5 separate regions of the Homo sapiens genome follow, and regions 1, 3, 4 and 5 are each linked to region 2. The links are chromatin contacts, found by Hi-C or POLR2A ChIA-PET in ENCODE. All regions are on one chromosome and are shown on one strand. Each heading gives the region's core, a stretch centred on a gene start or an enhancer-like site at or near the end of the contact. The rest is flanking DNA. Distances are from core to core; before and after follow the strand shown. Region 1 holds the start of PLCL2 (phospholipase C like 2). Region 2 holds the start of ANKRD28 (ankyrin repeat domain 28). Region 3 overlaps SLC6A6 (solute carrier family 6 member 6). Region 4 holds the start of XPC-AS1 (XPC antisense RNA 1). Region 5 overlaps PLCL2 (phospholipase C like 2).

What was found. Hi-C counts contacts between places; a loop is a spot of excess contacts on that map. ChIA-PET counts read pairs that join two places held with the same protein, here RNA polymerase II (POLR2A). Pooled maps may share reads with other maps.
Region 1: a pooled map shows a loop between it and region 2 (4-fold over the local background). The contact joins the promoter of PLCL2 here to the promoter of ANKRD28 in region 2. A Hi-C loop is called at or near these places in 1 of 37 single-sample maps with no recorded cell type and 5 of 50 pooled maps. POLR2A ChIA-PET finds 5 or more read pairs at or near these places in 1 of 52 experiments (CD8-positive, alpha-beta memory T cell).
Region 3: a loop to region 2 is called in a map with no recorded cell type, with 6 times the contacts of the local background. The contact joins the enhancer-like site here to the promoter of ANKRD28 in region 2. A Hi-C loop is called at or near these places in 1 of 37 single-sample maps with no recorded cell type and 4 of 50 pooled maps. POLR2A ChIA-PET finds 5 or more read pairs at or near these places in 1 of 52 experiments (GM12878).
Region 4: a map of natural killer cell shows a loop between it and region 2 (12-fold over the local background). The contact joins the promoter of XPC-AS1 here to the promoter of ANKRD28 in region 2. A Hi-C loop is called at or near these places in 1 of 168 maps with a recorded cell type or tissue (natural killer cell) and 3 of 50 pooled maps. POLR2A ChIA-PET finds 5 or more read pairs at or near these places in 1 of 52 experiments (PC-9).
Region 5: a loop to region 2 is called in a pooled map, with 4 times the contacts of the local background. The contact joins the enhancer-like site here to the promoter of ANKRD28 in region 2. A Hi-C loop is called at or near these places in 2 of 37 single-sample maps with no recorded cell type and 3 of 50 pooled maps.

What each region holds. Positions count from the first base shown.
Region 1 is chr3:16,882,473-16,886,327 of GRCh38, reverse strand. PLCL2 (phospholipase C like 2) reads right to left here and starts at 1,373. Exons shown (of 6, transcript NM_001144382.2): 1 at 962-1,373. The coding sequence starts at 1,288. LOC105376972 (a long non-coding RNA gene) reads left to right here and starts at 1,986. Exons shown (of 3, transcript XR_002959616.2): 1 at 1,986-2,483; 2 at 2,758-2,922; 3 at 3,064-3,400. RefSeq lists enhancers at 523-1,022, 1,023-1,518, 2,521-3,229 and silencers at 1,011-1,340, 1,551-2,220.
Region 2 is chr3:15,795,470-15,799,454 of GRCh38, reverse strand. It overlaps ANKRD28 (ankyrin repeat domain 28), which reads left to right and starts at 1,476. Exons shown (of 28, transcript NM_001349278.2): 1 at 1,476-3,050. The coding sequence starts at 2,934.
Region 3 is chr3:14,437,397-14,441,054 of GRCh38, reverse strand. The region is part of intron 2 of SLC6A6 (solute carrier family 6 member 6); the gene reads right to left. Among named protein-coding and RNA genes, the nearest start is that of SLC6A6, 37 kb to the right of the region's middle. RefSeq lists an enhancer at 1,158-1,658. Within about 2 kb of position 1,377, at least 16 of the 41 ENCODE cell types and tissues checked have a DNase peak (open chromatin) inside an H3K27ac peak, as active enhancers do.
Region 4 is chr3:14,148,264-14,152,232 of GRCh38, reverse strand. XPC-AS1 (XPC antisense RNA 1) reads right to left here and starts at 2,671. Exons shown (of 2, transcript XR_001740603.2): 1 at 2,631-2,671; 2 at 1-2,391. It overlaps XPC (XPC complex subunit, DNA damage recognition and repair factor), which reads left to right. Exons shown (of 16, transcript NM_004628.5): 12 at 3,285-3,419; 13 at 3,502-3,671. RefSeq lists enhancers at 878-1,378, 2,996-3,680.
Region 5 is chr3:16,910,676-16,914,521 of GRCh38, reverse strand. The region is part of intron 1 of PLCL2 (phospholipase C like 2); the gene reads right to left. Among named protein-coding and RNA genes, the nearest start is that of MIR3714, 21 kb to the left of the region's middle. RefSeq lists an enhancer at 1,669-1,898. Within about 2 kb of position 1,966, at least 4 of the 41 ENCODE cell types and tissues checked have a DNase peak (open chromatin) inside an H3K27ac peak, as active enhancers do.

The DNA of each region.
Region 1 (3,855 bases), core at 124-2,623, 1.1 Mb before region 2:
GATAACTCCTTGATTTTCAGAAAGCAATGTTTTCATTTGCTCCAAACTTGAGCGAGCCGAATGAGCTGGTCTTGCCTAAGGCTCTGCTCTTCTTAGCTCATCAACTATTTTTTTTTGCACTTCATGTCATGAAAAATATTTTTACATTGCGAACCAAAATGTAACATTAGAATGAAACTAACACAAACTCGGGAGTTCCTAATATTACTTCTTGAGTTTAAAATGCTCAAAACAATCGCTGGCTTTCTTCCGCTAACACTGTGCAAGCAAAACCAAGCAAACTGCCCAAAAGAACTTCCACAGTACTCGAGGCCTGCCTACTGCAGCAAGGAAAAAGATTAAATCGTGTGGAACTGTAATCTCTGAGCTTTTGAGCCTAAGAAAGCGGAAATCTGCATTTATGTTCAGAAATCTACTCTATTTTTCTTTGTGACTGAGTGACCGGATATTAGGAGATTTTGCACCCTCGAAGTGTAAACATTTGTAAGAGCCAACTAACTGTATACGGATCAGAAGAACCCTATTAAATAATCTCTGTTCACCCTCTGTTCGCCGCCTGGGATTTTTAAGAAAATGTTCTCACATTTCACATAATCCCTATCTGTGTTTAAGATACAATAGAAATCTTACAGGGAGTCTGTTAACCAGACTAGGCTACACATAAGAGTATGCCCTACCCCGGCAGGTACAAGGCCCTAATGCCAGACCAATCCTGGAAGAGGTGACAGCCCCAAGTTCAACTGAGGATGTCTGAGCACAGCTCCCCCTGCACATTAGGGATCACCTCTCCATTCTTTCCACATGCCATTTGCATCCAATCCCCGCTCAACCACCCCAAGCACCCATGCTCCAGTGGTTCCTGTTAGCAGTGGGCTTCCTCCTTCCACCACCACTCCCCCAGGGAGAAAATAGAATCCAAGGACGGCTGAGGGTGGGCGATGAGCGCCCTTCTCCCACCTACCTTGATGATGCTGCTCCGGCGGGGCAGGCCGCCCGGCTTGCTCTCCCGGGGGAGGGTACAGACGACCGCGCTGGGGGTCGGGGCGAGCGCAACGCCGCGGGGTCCCCTGGTAGGGCTAGCCCGGGCTTCGTCCCCGGACACGCCGAGGCTGCAGTCTCCGTTGGAAACCCCGCCGCTGTCATAGCGCGCCCGCCCGTGGCCGAGGCGACCTCCCCCGCCACCGCCTTCCCCCACTCCGGCTTTCAGGGCGCCCTTGGCGCCGAGGGCCGGGCCCGGGGAGGTGGGCAGGGCCCCGCCGGCGGCGCCCCCCCGGCCGCACTCCGCCATGGGCGCCCCGCGACCCGCCTGCACAAAGCCGCGTCCTCGCGTCCCCGCGTCCCCGCCGCCGCCTCGGGCCGCCGCGCGCGGCCCCTCCTCCTCTCCTCCCGCCGCCGCCTCGGCCGCTTCTTCCGCTTTTTTTTTTTTTTAATTTAGATGTGATGTTTGTTTCGAGCTCTCGCCTTGCGCACGGTTAAAGTCGCGGCGGCAGAATTATCGGAAGATTCCTGCAGGGGAAAGAAGAGAGAGACGAGTCAGCTCCGGCGCCGGCGGAGCCCCGGCTCTCGGCACCTGGGGAAGGAAAACACGCCCCAACACACGCGCCTCTGCGGGCGCCAAAAATAACCCGCGCGGGCCGGGCGCCCACCCCGGGGCAACCCGCGCCCACCTCAGGGGCCCCAGGCACCCACCCCGAGGTAACGGGGCGCCCACGTCAGGGGCTCGGGGCGCGCTTCCCCGGGGCTCAGAGCAACTGGGGTCGGAGCACCCGCCACGCAGGAAAAGGCGCCCACCTCCGGCGAAGGGCGAGGGGAAGTGGCGGCCGCCCCGACACTCTCTGGACACGCGGAGGCGGCTCCCGAGGATCTCCCGGCCCCGGGCGGGCGGGGGGCGACGCGTGGGTCTCTCCGGACCCTAACTCCCCAGAGGCTGCCGCGTGCCGAGCTCTGTCACGTCCCCTCAGAGCCCCGTTAAGGCCCGCGGCGCCGAGAGGAAGCCCACGGCGGGCAGGGGCGGCCGGGTATGACAATCGCCGTGCGGCCCCGGGGCAGCTCCCGGAGGGGGCAGCCCAGACCCACCCCACCCGCCGGCTGCTGTCTCCTCCCGAGCTCGGCGCTGCCCCCTACAGGCCGCGTGGTCCCTCCTCGGTCGCCCCCTGACCCACCATGAGCCGCCTAGCTCCCTGTCGAGATTGCCGCCGTCGCGGCTGCTGTCACCGAGGCCGGGTCATCGGGCCGCGGGGACCTCAAAGCCGAGTGGACGGGAGCCCCAAGTCATTGCCTATCCTTCGCCTCCCCAGAGCTGCTGCAACTGTCAGTCACCCACCCGGAACCCCGAGGGGCAACTACCAAGTAGGCCTCGGGGCCCGGAACAAGGGTCCCGGGGCTCAGGATCTCGGCCGCTGCGCCTCACTCCTGCCCCAGCCCCGCGCACGGAACTCGTTTCCTTCCCACCCAGTTCGGGACACTCCTCTCTGACTTCCCCAGTAGGTCAGACTCATTTCATACACTGGGACCAATTCCTTTCCCTTGGGCTCCTGATTGATTCAACTAGTTGGAAGGATGCTGAGGCAGGGGTGAAGGCTGGGGTGGCTGGCAGGCTATGAGGGGCAGAGGACATCAGCAGAGCCTATTTCGTGCCCTCTGAGTCTCCACACACAGATTTATCATTGAGACCTTCCCGATTCCCCTACCAGGGATGCCGGCTGGCCCTGCCGGCCTGCGGGGCCCAGCCTAAGTCAGGCTCATCTTTTGGGACAGGATCTCACTTGCAGCGCTACAGCCAGTCCCTCTTCTGGTTCTCACGCACCCACTTAAGGCGGAGTGACTGGCCTAAAAGTCCAAGCTGATCGTGTGGCTTCCGTTCGTAAATATCTCCCCTGGATCTCCCTCCCTGGAGCCAGACAAGACTCAAAACTCCGAAGGGTGAGACCCCAGACCTTCCACCGCCACCCCACGCCCCAGGCCTGGGCCCACCCACCTCTCCATCCCAGGCTCCGTGGGCTCCAGCTTCCTACCCTCTCTGGCACCCCAGCCCTTCCCCAACTCGTGTGCTTTCATTTCCAGGAATGCAGTCCCCGCAGGGCGCAAAGGAGAAACTAATAGTCCAGAGGCGGGGTGAACTTAAAGACCTGGCTTTCATTAGCGTGGTGTTGTAACAGACTGCCAAGGAGCCTCTGAGGAAATGGATTTACGTACATATACATACTCGCCCTTGCCCCTGAAGCAACATCAAATACTTTCATGTTATTCTTGGGGGCGTTTTAATTCTTCCGATCCTCTGAATTCGTGTTTTTGTACATCTCTTTCCAACCTGGGCCTACACACTAACAGAAATAGTTTTTTACATCGAAGGACAATGCTTAGTGTTTTATTCAGTCTCAGCTCTTTTCTTTCTTTTTTCTCGTTGTGTTTCAAAATGTTTATTTTTTCTGTCTTGTGATAGTTTTGGAGGAAAAATATTGAAATAATTCAAATCAGGCTCTTAACTCTGCTTTATTAAATTTATAGTCATAGTAGCCTGTGAGTATGCTTCGGGGGAGGAAAAAAGAATGCTGGGGTCTTTATTCTTCAAGTTCTCTAAGTTTGATATTTTGAATAAACACCCAGAGGTGTCTCTGCCTTTTGTGTGTTAGTATCTAATCTTTCCTGCATTTACGAGTCACTAGTAAAATGCTATGAAAGCCATAGATCCCATGGCTCTCACTGTGATTTTCCTGGGCTGAGTAGGGACTTAGTGATGTTTAACCCCCAGTATGCTTTTTATAGAAGCACCAGCTGATTCACCAGTGCCCTCCAAAGTGAGCACCTATCCATCTCACTCTGGACTCCCAACAGGTCATACCAGGGAGCTTCGTT
Region 2 (3,985 bases), core at 227-2,726:
ATGTTTTAATTGGTACAAATATGTTAGAGTTATTGCTTCTTCCATAGATTGATACATTTTATAGCTTTCAATGGTTCTTGTTTTAAATTCTGACATTCTTATATTTGTATCATGCTGGGATTTTTTGTTTTTTTTTTCCTTTTTATGGTTTTAAGACTTGCTTTGAAGTACCCATTTAAAAATAACTCGTTTTAGAATATAGCAATAAATAGTATATTCCTTTGTTACCTAAACTTTTCACAACCTTTATAGGTTACCTGTTTGTTAAGATCACTTTTATAAGCTAGTATTACAGGTTGCAAAGATCTGGAGATGAGTGGAGAGAAGAGAGTGTGTCTGTATGTGTGTGTACTCAGTGATAGCAGAATAGATTAGAAAGAGTATGTGTTTAAAATAACACACAACTTTATTAATTTATACAACTTTGGGTAAAATACATCATTTCTGAGTCTGTTTTTCCCTCTATAATGGGAATACAGCAAGGTTATTGTATTAAATGAGAATGTACAGCACATAGCATATCACAGATGTTCAAAAGTAACTATTATGTTTATTATTGTTTATTAATAAAAATGCTAGTTAATATGAAGAACACAGATTGAAGGGGGACCATGGTATTTTCTTTGTAAGTTTTCTCTTGAGAAATATCCCCCATGTTGGGTAAACAGAGAAAGAAGAAAAAAAACGATGAAATGATTGGCTTTGACATTTATTTATGGCTTTGGGAAATTTATAGGGAGGGAGATTATTTGTATTACCCTGTGCCCTTTTGACATAGGTAATTCAGGACGAAGGACATTTTTTTTTTCATGTACCTCTTTAACAGATTTTTAAGGCTTTATTCCCTATCCAAATGGGAAGGTAGGATTATTTTATTTCTTCAGTGAAAAATCAAATGATTTATATAATTTTAGAGTTAGGATTTCTACATTATGAAATTTTTGCTTTTCCCTTTAAAATATGAATCAATGATTGATTAAATTCACCAATTTAGAAATTGTTAGACAATCTTAAATTTCATTTGTTTAAGCTTTGCATTCTAGAAAATAAAATACACCTGGCAGATTAAAACTGATCTTGGTAAAAATATGAATAAAACAATTTCATGGTTTTTATAATCTAATAAAATATTTCTCCATCTTTAAACCTTTTTTATGAGTCCATTGCAGGCATATTCTTACTGCAACTGTCATTATAGGGTTAAACATTTGCTTTATTGTAACACACGAAAGCAGTTAAGCCGTTTGGAATTGTTTACTTGCTAAAACCACTGTTAGTCAGCAGAGGCAGTACACCAGATTTCCTTGTGGCTTTTAGTGGAAAATGTTAAAAGCGCACTCATTTTTCAGTTATAGAATTTTTTAGTTTGATTTGGATTAGTCACAGAACTGGCATGAACCTTCTAATTGTGAAGGCTGTCCAAATGCACTATTTTTTTCTCCTGCTAGAGGAAGTTACATCCCGAGAAGTAGCTCAGATCTCTGGTAAGTGTAACATGTGAGCATTACTAGGCATTTCATCCTGTGGGTCTGCAGTCTTTGCTCTTCAGACTGTTGCTCCGTTGGAATGCTTCTGTGGGACTGATACTGAGGTTCTATAGATATTTTTTAAGGACCTACTCATTTGGGGATGTCAGTGGTGTTTTGCAAGATCATCTGAGGAACAGGAAAGCATTTGAAATCTGAAAAGGATAACTGTGGCGGTTTTCACAGTGGAAGGAAACTATATTGGCAAAGAGGCAGATGACTGAATAAAGTAGTTGGCTCAAAGAAGATGCACAGTCTGCTATTTTTTTCTCTGAATGAAGACTGTTTAATGGAAGCTGTATTCATGTGGAGATCAAAGGAAACACTGGAATGATACACTACTATGTTTTTCCCCCCCCTTTTTTTTTTTAAAGAAAACAAAAAGCCTGAAGCAGTAATTTGAGCTCAAATGCCTTCTAATTCCTTCACAGCCTGCTTGTTCTACTAGGATTCTCCACTAACACCATTTCTGCCTGGTGCCTGTGCCCTTTTGCTGGAGCAGCCACAGACAACTGCCTGATGGAGAAAGAATGAACGCTCTGCCTTGCTTATGCTATCGATGGGAATAAAGCTAACTGTGTTTCTTCTATTATATGGGAAACCTGGATTAATCAAGCTGTATTCTAGTACCAAGAGTCGTATTGTCTCTTGTGGTCTGACTCATCACATGTAAACGTACTGCAGCTTTGCTATTAATGCAGAGTGGTTTTTTTTTTTTTGTTTTTGTTTTTTGCCCCTTTCCCAAACACTGAAAGAATTGTTAACCTCTGAGCTTCATTTTCAGGATTTGTGCTGAGCTCTAGATCTTTTTTCTGTGAATAGTATCTGCATTAAACCAGTGATGAAGAAATGAAGACAAATTAGAAGTGGAAACAGAATAGTGAGATTTTATTTTTTATTTTCAATTATAAGCAAAACAGCTACTGGTAACTATATGACCTTGCAGGCAAGAGTGGGTATCGCTGTGATCATCTCTGTCACAGCAGTTGTTTCTCATTTCATTCTATATTGTGTGGTGTTGTGTCACCAAAAACAATGATTGTTTTGTGCAAGTAAATTTCAGAGATAGAGCAATAAGACTATTTTGGTAGAGGAAAAATATTTTTAAATGAGCTTGGACTCAGTTTTAGTTATTGACATGTTGGTGTGAAATTTCTTCTTAAGTATTGCAGTAATCCAACAGAAATAATAGAATTTCGTTATATTTAGGAAGTTACAAATTATGTAGTCATAATTTTAAACTTGTTTTTCCAGTAGTACTTATTAACTTTAAAAAAAAAAAAAACCCAGCTGTGCTGTTCAGAGAATGTTTGTAAGTGTTGTACAGAAGAGGAGGAAAAACTACTTGTGCTCTTCCAACTGTGACTTTTATCACATAGCTTGGAATTTAGTGTTTTAAAAGATCGAATGAGTCGAGTGTGTATTGTTGTTTTGGAGGAGGTAGAAGATGAATCTCCTGCATTCATTTCTAAATTGCCACAGGAAAATAAATCCCTACATTCTCCACCTTCTGGAAATGTATTGGTAAGATATGTAAGTTTATATGTTTACTATATTCTACTGAACTAGTAGTATAAATCTTGTTTTTTAAGAATAGATGTAAATTTCCAATAGTTTCTTTACAAACCCAAATTAAAGCAATACGTGTGTAGATATGATGCAGTATTTTTGTATAAAATGCACATTTTTCGTTTTTACTTTTTTGAATGCTGAGATAACATTTCAGTCTTTACTATGTCTTAATCTCTTTAAAAGACTGTTTAAAAATAATTTGAGAATTAGTAGTTATGGCAACCACGTTTCTGTTTTCATTTTGTGGTTTCAGAAACTGATGTAACAAGAATCAGGAACTCTGCATATTTTAGGAAAGGTTGACTACCCCCAGCAACACTAAGGCATGGCCTTTTCTGTAATGAATTTTATGTATTTACATATAAGACTTTATATGAGATTCAGTCTTCATCTTTAACCTTGGTTTTAGTGCTACTGTCAGCTGGCTCCTTGACTAGTATAGTATACCTTATCAAGAGGCTGTATCGTTGATTAAGAAATTATTATATTTAGTTATGCATGTGTTTGTCTTTTCAAGTTATTTAAGTATCCAGTATTTTTTGGTCTTTGATTAGTGGCTATTTTCATCAACTGCCAGGTTTGCTTTCTTGGGATTTGTATCTTTATACATGTAATGCTAATCCATGTAAGATAATTTGATGCCCCAAACAGACCTTTTCAAAAAAGCCTTCCTTCATGGGCTGGAAATTGCTTAAAAAGTTCTGTCCCACAAGTAGATGTTGAGATCACACATTTGTATTTGGAAGAGTCTTTCTTTTTGTCATATACAGAAACAAAAGGCTTCTACTTACAAGAAATAAAATCTGATTTTGTTTATTATACTACCTAAATTGGGTCAAACTGAATTGATTTTTTTTTTTAATTAGGCCTTTTTTTTCCAAGTAGGA
Region 3 (3,658 bases), core at 128-2,627, 1.4 Mb after region 2:
CTGGGGTTCCCCAAGTCCCTTTGCTCTAGGCTCTGATTTCCTACAAAATGAAGCCTCCACCCCCTTCCACACTCAGGACCCCATCGTCCCACCACCTGGGGCTGAGCCAGGATGGGGGTGGGGGTTTTCAACAGGGCAGAGTGGGGACCTGTCACGTGCCTGGCATGGTGGGGGTCTCCCAACTCCTCATTTCTAAGGTGCACCCACCTCTCCACCTGTGGGGGCTGCAGTCACAGGTCCACCTGCCTTGAAGAACACACAGCCAGCAGCCCTGCCCCTGAAGAAGCCCATTCCAGCAAGACCCGCCTGTACATTCCTGGCATCCACCCACAGCTCTCTATCGCCATGGCAACCACGAGCTACAGGCCCCTCAGCCCTTGCACTGGCATCTGTGGCAGCCTCCTCACAGGTCTCCCTGCTGCTACTCTGCCCGCCCCTGATCTATTCTCAATGCAGCAGCTGAAGGCAGATTAAAAAGCAGAATCAGGTCCTCATGCCCCCGCCCAACCCTTTGCTCACCCCTAGAAGAAAACACAGGCTCCTCACCATTGCCCACCAGGTCCCAGCACATGCCCCTGCCGACCCTCTGGCCCCATCTTCCCTCTCCCCTTCTCCTTGGGACACGGGCCACACAGAACTGCTTTAGTCCCTCCTACTGCTCAGGCTCAGTCCCCTCTGAACCTTCCCCACTGGCTGTTGGAGCCGCAGTATAAAAAGCCCCCTGGCTCCCTGCCAGCTGCCCCAGGCACCCTGGCCCCTACAGGGACCAGAATATAAGCCTCAACCCAGAAGCTGAAAGTCACTTCCCCAAACAGGTGACCTAAGGCAAGTCACTCAACCCCACTAGTCTTCAGTGTCCTCATCTGTAAAATGGGGTAACTGTACCTTCCCTGTGGGAGTGTTGTGAGGGTTAAATGAGGGGGGGTGCACAGGAGGTGCTTAGAACAAGATGTGGCACACACTCCATGCACAGCAACTACATTATGACTTGAGACTATCTCCTCTTACTACCGCTATCACTACTATCCAGTCCACCCCTGGCCTTGGGGTATATAAAGCCTTCATCCTCCCCAGGGTGAGATCAATAAGGCCCAGAGATGACAAGAGACGCCCTGAGGTCACTCCGCTGGGAGTAACAGTGACCGTGATGTATCCAAACCCTTAGGAGCTTAGCCTCCACTGTCCCTCTGCGGCTCAGTCTGACCTCAGAGGACACCCTCCAGGGAGTCCCCGGAGTATCTCTGTGCACCTCTGCAAACTTGCAATTAGGCCAGTCACCCCAGCTTCCTCACACACACACAAGTGGTCACCCCGCTGCGCAGTGAGTACTCAGGAGCGAGTCCTCCTCCACAGGCGTCCCTGCACCCGCCGACAAGGGCTGTTTTCCTTGGCACTGGGCCCAGGGTTATTTTGCAGCAGCCGAGATACATAATTCCCCATTTTAAGAGCTTCCTCTTTGGTTATTACAGCTACAAGTGATTAGAATTGACTGATACAGAGGCTATGGGATGAAGCCTCTCCCTGTGCCCAGCTAAACATTCTCCTTGTCTCTGTGTTCCAGAGGTGACAGCCAGAGCCAGCTGTGCCTGAAACCAACTGCAGATCACCTGGTCAGATTTGACACACACGCAGGCAGGTGCAGCCCCGTGCCAGCGATGCCATGGCTTGCCACAATATCCCTTTGCTGTCTCCCTGTTTAATATTAAGATTTGTGAGGACTTATTCTGGGGGCTGAGCTGTTTATGAACACAGTTTCCTATTCTCCAACACTCCTATTGTGGAAGAGACTTTGGTAGTTTATAGATAAAGGAAGCTGAGGCTCACGCAGGGAAGCGAGCAGCCTGGCTGAGGCTACACACACGGGTGGAAAGGAGAGAGAGGCTCAAGGCCAGAGTTCCCACCTGGCCACCTGGGCCTCCGGCACCGAGCAAAGCTTAGAAAGAGGTCTCTGCACTGCTTGCAAATGGGGACCCCTATATCTTGCTCTGCATCCCTCCCGGTGCCCTGAGCACCAGCCAGCTGGGCTTTGAGTTGAGTTGCAGATGCTGCCTCCCCCAGCATCTACCACCTCAGTCCAAGGCTCTGGGGAAAGTCAAGCCCTTGCCTCTATTTTTCCTGGGCAACCTTCCCAGAGGCTCGAGAGTTCTCTGCACCTGCCCTGCCGTCCTGCAGACCCTGCACTTCTCAATTTAACAACCAGTGTCCTACATGTCTCTTTCTGGTGGAGAACAATGATTTAAATCTCATATTGTCAATGGCATAACCACTCAGGAGCTTCTGCCATGCTTTTAGGAAGAGGCCAGGTCCTTGTCTGTTTCCTATTTTGCCTGCTTCTCCCATCCCAAACTGCCTAGCACATACCTGGCCTTTAAGAAGGATCTCTGGGCCAGGTTTCTCAGCAAACCTCTTGGTTAAGCAAACTGATCAGCGGGTTGGGCAAGCAGCTCCTAGAGTCCCAGAACAGGGGCAAGAAGAGACCTGGATGACATCCATTCTACAGGTGGGGAAAACTGAGGCCTAAACAACTCCCTGCCCACTAGGCTTGCTGTGGAATCAAGTGCCTGGCTGGACCCCTTGCCCCGCCCTTTCCACAGCAGGCATCTCTCTCCTTTCCTCACTTTTCTGCCCATTCCAGAGCCAGATTCTGGGCTGAGGCCATGACTAAGCTGTGTGACCCAGAGCAAGTAACAACCTCTCTGTGCCTCCGCTTCCTCACTGGTAAAAAATGAGGGTAAAAACAAGACCAGGGACTAAGCAGGATGCTGCCTAATGTTATTCAGCACACAGCCCAGCACATACCAATTGATCAATAAATAGTAGCTTTAAAAAAAAAAAACAGCCACATTGCAATTCTATTATACTTTGTGGCAACCATTCTACCCTGTGTTTGTTTTAAAAAAAGAAAAAGTGGGCCAGGCGTGGTGGCTCACGCCTGTAATTCCAGCACTTTGGGAGGCCGAGGTGGGCAGATCACTTGAGGTCAGGAGTTCAAGACCAGCCTGGCCAACATGGTAAAACCCCATCTCTACTAAAAATACAAAAAAAAAAAAAAAAAAAAAATTAGCCAGATGATGTGATGCACTCCTGTAATCCCAGCTACTCAAGAAGCTACGGCAGAAGAATCGCTGGAATCCGGGAGGCGGACACTGCAGTGAGCCAAGATCGCACCACTGCAGTCTAGCCTGGGCGACAGAGCAAGACTCCATCTCAAAAAAATAAAATAAATAAAATAAAATAAAATAATAAATAAATAAATAAATAAGAAAAAGTGGATGGTTAGAGGTATTGGGGAATTGCTGGTCAAAAACCACAAAATTTCAGTTATGTACGAGGAGTAAGTTTGATAGATCTATTATGTATGTCATGGTGTCATGCTGATTAAAATTAATAACATATTGTATACTTGAAAACTGTTGAGAGTAGATTTTAAGCGTTCTCACTACACACAAAAAATGCTTAGGAAGCGAGGTGATACGTAAGTTAATTGGCTTGATCCAGTCATTCTACAACATACGCAGATGTGAAACATCATGTTATACACCATAAATATATACAATTTTTATTTATCAATTTTAAAACTTCCAGCCTGGGCAATATGGCAAAACCCCATCTTTACAAAAACTACAAAAATTAGCTGGATGTGGTGGCACATGCCTGT
Region 4 (3,969 bases), core at 1,422-3,921, 1.6 Mb after region 2:
CCAGGATCCTGATCAGAAATGTCTCACTTTCCCGGCTTGAGCAGGATTCAAGGAGGAGAGAAACATTTAAATTGTCTTATTAATAAGACATTTGTAAGAAATGGATCTTCCAAAACACAAAAGAAATCTAGGCCAAAAAGTAGGCCTCAGACTCCTGTTGTGAATTCAAAGGTTCTACAGGTTGGAATTGAGTTACTGGGTCCTGGGAGGTCAGAGCCCTGCTTTATAGCAGCACGTTCTCCAGTCAGATTGCCCTTCTGTTTGGCAGTTCACTGAGCATTTTGCATGTATGTGATCTCTGTTGCCTCAAAAGCCATAGGAATTGGCATTATGATGCCCATTTTACAGATGAGAAAACTGAAGCTCAGGGCAAGTGACTTGTCCAAGTCCCCACAGTTAGTAAAATGGCAGAGCAGAGCCCAGGTGAGAATCCCAGGCTCTGCCTTAAAGCCAGTGCTCCTTTCACACTGTGCTGCGGCACTGTTAGGCTGGTTGCTCTTGAGGAACACGAACCGAGCGAGGTCCCACAGAGACTATTCACAGGACACACAGCTCCGTACGACCGGAAGTGTACAGTGGCTGATCACAGAGACCATTTACTTCTCATCAGACCCCAGGAGTCCTTGGGGGTTGCAAGACTCCGGGAAGCTGAGTGGGGAGTGGAGGGGCCTCCGCTTAGTGGGAAAGGCTGCAGGCGCTGGTCACAGTCACTGCCAGCAGCAGGCTGGAGTGGGCGATGCCCCCTGCCTGGGCCTGCAGGGTTGCTGAGGATTTTCTCTGCACCATCTCACCTGTCTTTTGTGCTGGAACCAGCATAGCAGTGTTCAGTTGAAATGTAACGTGAGCCACACATTTAAATTTTTTAGTAGCTACATTAAAAACCAAAAACAGGTGGAATTTTAACATTAAAATATATCCAGATATATCTAAAATACTATTTCAGCAGTAAGAAATATTTTAAAGTGTTGATGAGATATTTAAATCCATTTTGTTCCTAAGTCTCTCTAATCTTCTGTGTATTTGACTTTCTGTACCTTAGTTCAGACCAGCCACGTTTCAGGTGTGCAGTGGCCACACGTGACTGGTGGCTGTCATGGTAGCACAGTTCTGGAATCCCAAATCTCTCAAATTCACCCCTTGTTCTGATCCCCACCACCCCAGCTCCTGCCTCAGTATCTTTTGCTTGGGCAACAGCCACAGCCTCCTTCCCAGCCTGAATCCATTCCCCTGTCAGTCACTAGGCTCTTTCTGTGCATCTTGGCCATCCTTGTCCCACCTTGGCCAGCGCCTTTAGTCTGAGTCCCGCACCCTCCCCATGGTGCACAGTGATGTTCTGGTGCTCACTGCCTCTGCATTCCAGAGGACTTAGGCCCCAGGTCCCAGTGTTCTCCCACCTCTGTGCCCTGTGGGGTCCAGCCCTGTTCTCTTGGGCAACCCCTTGCCCCTTTAAGCCTCTGCTCAGGCGGGACCTGTTTTGAGCAGCCTTTCTTGCCTCCACTGTCCTCAGGGCTGGGCAATGGCTTGCCTCTGAGCTCCTGTTCCACCCTGTACTCATCACGCTGAGTCGTAGCTCTGTCTCTTCCCCTGCAGGAGCCTGAGCTCCTAAGAGCAAAGACTGTCCTCGCTCCATCCCTCCTTCATGACTGGGTCATGGCCTGGTCTCCAGGAGATCCCAGTGGAAGTTTACTGAACAGTGTGCTGGGTGAATGGCTTCTCAGAAAGGGACGGTTGTCAGAACTCAGAGTCCCTCTGTCCCTGAAGTGGTGACAGAGAGGGTGCGCCCAGAGATCATGGCAGGAATGGACATGAGAGCTCGCAGGCCACCCCCAACCTGGGGAATGGCTTTTCACATTTTTAAAGGGTTATAAGAATGAGAAGAATAAAGAATATGTGATGGAGGCCACGCATGACCCTTTACAGAACAAGCTTGTGGGCCCCTGCACTAGAGGAAGTCTGTATGCTGAGGCCCAGGGGCCAGCCCTCAGCCGCACGCCCATGCCTGACTCCTCTAAGAGTTACGTGACTCTGTCCTTGCCTGTCCTGCGCCCCTCTCACCACTTCACTCCCCAGGGAAGATCTTGGCCTTGGCCACTGCACGCTGTTGGGGAGCACACTGGGAGTCCTGAACTGTCAGTGCTTTCTAGGGCGTGTGAGCAGACATAGGTTATATGTTGAGACACAGGCTCTACTGATGGACAGTTACCTGAATTGTAAATCCTGGTTCTTGTCACTTACCAGCCATCAGCTCTTAAGTGACTTTGTCTCTCAGTCTCAGTCACTGCTATCAGTGATGACAGCACAGAATATAGGCTAGTGGATGAAAGTGTGGGCTCTGGCCCTTACGAGCTGTGTGACTTTAGGCAAATCATTTACCCCGTCTGTGGTGTTCATCTGTAAAATGGAAACAATAATAAGACCTACCTTGTGGGTTTGTTGAAAAAATTAAATAATAACATATAAAGCACTGAAGATAGGCTGGGCGCAGTGGCTCATGCCTGTAATTCCAGCACTTTCGGAGGCCAAGGCAGGTGGATCATTTGAGGTCAGAAGTTTGAGACCAGCCAGGCCAATATGGTGACACCCCATCTCTACCAAAAATATAAAAATTAGCTGGGCATGGTGGCGGGTACCTGTAGTCCCAGCTACTCAGGAGACAGGCACGAGAATCACTTGAATCCGGGAGGTGGAGGTTGTAGTGAGCTGAGATCACACCAGGGCACTCCAGCCTGGGCAACAGAGTGAGACTCCGTCTCAGGGGGATAAAAAAACAAAAAACACCGAGAATAGTGTCTGGGACAGAGAATGTTCCATAAATGTTAGCTAGTGCTTGTAGTAAGAAAAGGGGAGCAGCCGGGCACGGTGGCTCACGCCTGTAATCCCAGCCCTTTGGGAGGTTGAGGCGAGTGCATCACCTGAGGTCAGGAGTTCGAGACCAGCCTGGCCAACATGGTGAAACCCCCGTCTCTACTAAAAATACAAAAATTAGCCGGGCGTGGTGGCAGGCACCTGTAATCCCAGCTACTCAGGAGGCTGAGGCAGGAGAATTGCTTAAACCCAGGAGGCAGAGGTTGCAGCGAGCCAAGATTGCACCACTGTACTCCAGCCTGGGCGACAGAGCGAGACTCTGTCTCAAAAAAAAAAAAGGGAGAAAAAGCACCCCAGCTGGTAGGTGTGTTCTGAGGGTTCACCAGGTACCAGGCATGCGGCACTGAGCATGGTGCCTGGCCCGGTGCTGAGGAACTGGATGCCTTTGTTGTAAACGGTGGCCGTGTCCTCTGGTGCAGATGGTGAAAGGCTTTTCTAACCGTGCTCGGAAAGCCCGACTTGCTGAGCCCCAGCTGCGGGAAGAAAATGACCTGGGCCTGTTTGGCTACTGGCAGACAGAGGAGTATCAGCCCCCAGTGGCCGTGGACGGGAAGGTAAGGGCAGCATCAGAAGGGCTCAGGACCAGGCCGCCTTGTTCCCCTGCTGGCCAAATGCTGACTTGCTCACCCGACACAGGTGCCCCGGAACGAGTTTGGGAATGTGTACCTCTTCCTGCCCAGCATGATGCCTATTGGCTGTGTCCAGCTGAACCTGCCCAATCTACACCGCGTGGCCCGCAAGCTGGACATCGACTGTGTCCAGGCCATCACTGGCTTTGATTTCCATGGCGGCTACTCCCATCCCGTGTGCGTGAGGGGCCTTCGATGGAGGCTAAACACAGGGATGGGGAGGGGTGGCTCCAGAGATGGGGATGGAAAGCTGGCATGGGGCTGCTGGGAGTTGAGGCCTGGTGGCTCCAATTTTCAGGATGTTACACTGGATTTGCAAAGTCAGTGCTTTACCAATTCTGGCTTCCCTCCAGAGGGAACGGAGCCAATGAAACTGGCATCGTAATGCTGGATTAAAACGTTCTTCCCAGGTTTAGGGACTCACAGGCTAGTGAGCAAAAAACAGTCAGCATCTTTCCCCGGCAGCTGCCTGGTT
Region 5 (3,846 bases), core at 717-3,216, 1.1 Mb before region 2:
TGGAAATTTAAATTCAGTTTATCATGTAAGAACACTTATATTTTAATTTATAAGCTGAGAATCCAATTCAACATACTAATTTTAATGACAGATGAATTTGAGAAATACATCTTTTGAAAACTTTCTTTCTTTTAGAAAACTTGACAACTTTCTTATGATCTTTCTCTTAGATCATATTAGTGTTTAAGACAATTAAATTGAATATGTTGCTCCCTAATTCCTCCACTCACTGTTCTATATATTTCTCCACATATAAAACTCACTGTATTATCCTCATGAAAACTTTATAGACTATATTAAGATCTATGTTAGAGTTACCTTAATTTTCTCTCCAACTACTTTCTCTCTCCACAACTCATAACTAAAGCACTTCTCATAAGTAATGGCATACACTGAAAGTCCCAAATTAAGAAGAAAGAAAAAGATCAACACTGGCTAAACACAACTGAATTGCATTTTAGAGCCACAAATTTAAAACATTATGACAACACATAGCATGGCTGCTAAAGGGCCCCAGGATCAGAGAATCTGGCAAGTCATATATCACAGGGTGTTGAAGAAAACATTTTTAAAAGAAACACATTATAGTGGGTGTTACATTAATGCTACAGTCCCTGTATTTCGATAATCTGAAATAAGGGTCTCCCTTTTATTCATAATAGGAGCAAAATTTACAGGCAGATCTTTCTTCCATAAAATCATTAATTTCTAAATCTAGCACCCCCAGTGTTCTATTCAAAATTATTATGAAGATCTTTTTAGCAATACACTGTCACAAAAATAATGACTACATGACAGCTATTTTTTACATATATACACATACATAAATATATTTATATATTCATATTCTATTCAGTAATTGGACTTCATTTCTCTTTCTCAAAACAAGGTCATTTCACAAAATCTTTGACTAAATGTAAATATTTGTTTTTCTTAAAATTTAAATCTATAATTTAAAATGATATAATTTGAGGTAAACATATCAGAAGGCAGTCAACCATTAAAATATTAATTCGTTTGCTTACTAATCATAACAGAATCCCAGCAATAATCTGAAAATATAATTGAGAAAAATTTTACACCACACCTTACATCATTAGGTAGTGATCCTCTTTCTAAATGAAAATTAGTAAACCCACAGAAGAGTCTTACTAGATAAAAGATACAGGGCACACCTACAACCAAATTTCCAGCGAATGGGTAAGAAAAGTCCCTAGAGGAAAGCTGGGCTTGCTAACCAAAAGGAGAGGGAGAGTAATTCTGGAATAGGGTACAGATTACAAGACTACAAGAGAGGTGAAGTAATGTCAGTTTGCGAGGCCCAGTCTGGCCAAGACGGAGGTTGGTGAGAAGCAGAAGAAGATGCTAGAGTAGTACTGATGATACATGGGAGGTCCTGGAAACCAAGAGGAAGGTTAGGGCTTCAGCCTCAGAGCAAAGGGTATCATAGAACATGTTGAGAGAATTTCACAAAGTAGTGCTGTAGGAGAACTAATCTGGAAACTGTGAAAAAGGATTTGGGGGAAAGGGAGAAGAACAGAAGGAAGGGAGGTTAATTCTTGTAATTATCTAAGCATGTGTTGGAGACAGGAGCCTGGTACCAGCATCAGAAACAATGGGACAGATGTGGGGGATGATGAGAATACAGTCAGCTGGTGGGAGGAGGCCATCTTCCAACACCAATGTCTCAAAAAGCGTTTTGTTCCATTGGCTGGTTTGGTTGGAAAGTGCATTATTTATAGATCTAACATGAATTTATCTCACAGTCAACAGCAATTCAGAATTGTGCATTAATATTTTTTAAAGCAAAGAAAACAGTCAAAGAAAGCAGAATAATTCAGTGGAGAGAGCACCTGGTCTCACAGTCAGAAGCCCACAAATCTATTTCTGGCTTTTTGAGCAATGTTGCTCATCACCTTGCACAACTGAATCAGTCTCAGTTCCCTTCAAAGAAAAATGGTAAAGCAAACTAATATGACTGTTGAAGTGTTACAAGGGCAGAAACAAACTCAAATCTTTGAAAGTGCTTGAAGTAAAACCACTATACACATGTTAAACCACTAACAAGTAATATTTTCTAAATATACCACATGGACCTTCAATTTTGTCCAACTATATACATTCTTTCTTTTGATAAGGACACAGATGTCCAAACACATGAATACCAAAATTCACCATTCTACCTACTTGTTTCATCCTTCCATGTCAGTTTTGCTTCTAAGGTTAAAGACCAATCACAATCTTGATAAAATTTTGAAACACTATTTGGCTATTTAAAAAAAAAAACTGACGTGAAGTATTTCCATAAATTCAAACCCAGATCAAATATTTTAAAACAAAAATAATTTAATGGTTGCATTAAACCACTGGGGAGGGTGACTATGAGGCAAGGCATCCATATACTACTACATATTAAGTATCCCTTCTCTGGAATGCTTGGAACCAGAAGCGTTTCAGATTTTTTTGGGATTTTGGAATATTTGCATATACCTAATGAGACATCTTAGGGATAGAATCCAAGTCTATACAAGAAATTCATTTATGTTTCATATACATCTTATACATATAGCCTGAAGGTAATTTTATACAATATTGTTAATAATTTTGTGTACGAAACAAAGTTTATGTACACTGAAAGCAAAGGTGCTGTTAGGGTATGGAATTTTCCACTTGTGGTATCATGTTGGTACCCAAAAAGTTTCAGATTTTGGAACATTTTGGATATTTGAATTACAGATGCTCAGCCTGTATTCATGAAAACAAAGGGACAAATAAATGATCATTTGTATTTTGCATGAAAATTGATTATCAGGAACACCTAAAAATAACTAGAGACAGTTCAGGTTTCCTCTTCACCATTTGAGTTGTGACTGCATGAACTCTGGGAGTCCAGCACCTTTGTATGACAAAAGTGAAGCTTATAGATGATTAGCTAATTGGGAAAGGAGGCACTGAACTCCTCTTTCTTAAAGATCTGGGTTTGTTCCAAAGAAAATATAATCTAATATATGAGTTAGATTCAGATTTCCTAGAACTAGGGAGACAAACTAAGTAAATTCTAAAGATACTCTGGAGTATTCTTTGTCTGCTCCTTAGTTTTAAATAGTGTCCCTACTCTCCCACTAAGCTATGATATTAAAATAAAAATAACTTTGCAAATATAAAATTAAGAATATATTAATGCAAAACTATGGAGAAAACTTTGGAGCCTGACAGACCTGTATTCAAATCAGAGCTGTGCTCATTACTTTTTTTTTTTTTTTTTTTTTGAGACAGAGTCTTGCTCTGTGGCCCAGGCTGGAATACAGTGGCGCTATCTCGGCTCACTACAACCTCCGCCCCCCGGGTTCAAGTGATTCTCCTGCCTCAGCCTCCGGAGTAGCTGGGATTATAGGCACATGCCACCACGCCCAGCTAATTTTTGTATTTTGGGTTGAGATGGGGTTTCACCATGTTGGCCAGGTTGGTCTCGAACTCCTGGCCTCAAGTGATCCACCCACCTTCGCCTCCCAAAGTGCTGGGATTACAGGGTGAGCCACCGTGCCTGGCCCCATTACAAATTCTACATTGGGAATAATACTTACAGCACACTATCACTAGTTATATCTCGAAGATAAAACCAAAGTGTTTGTTGATAGACTTGATGTAGTACATGAGATAAGAAAGGAGTCAAGGATGACTCCAAGGCCTGAGCAACTGAAAGGATATTATCAAACTAAGAAAGAAGGCTACAGATGGAGCAGGCTGGGTGGGGAAAAGGGGGGGTTGTGTTTCAGATATGAAAAGTGAAAGATCTAGTAGGATATAGTGGAAAAATCTAGTAGGACATATATGCTTGGATCATAG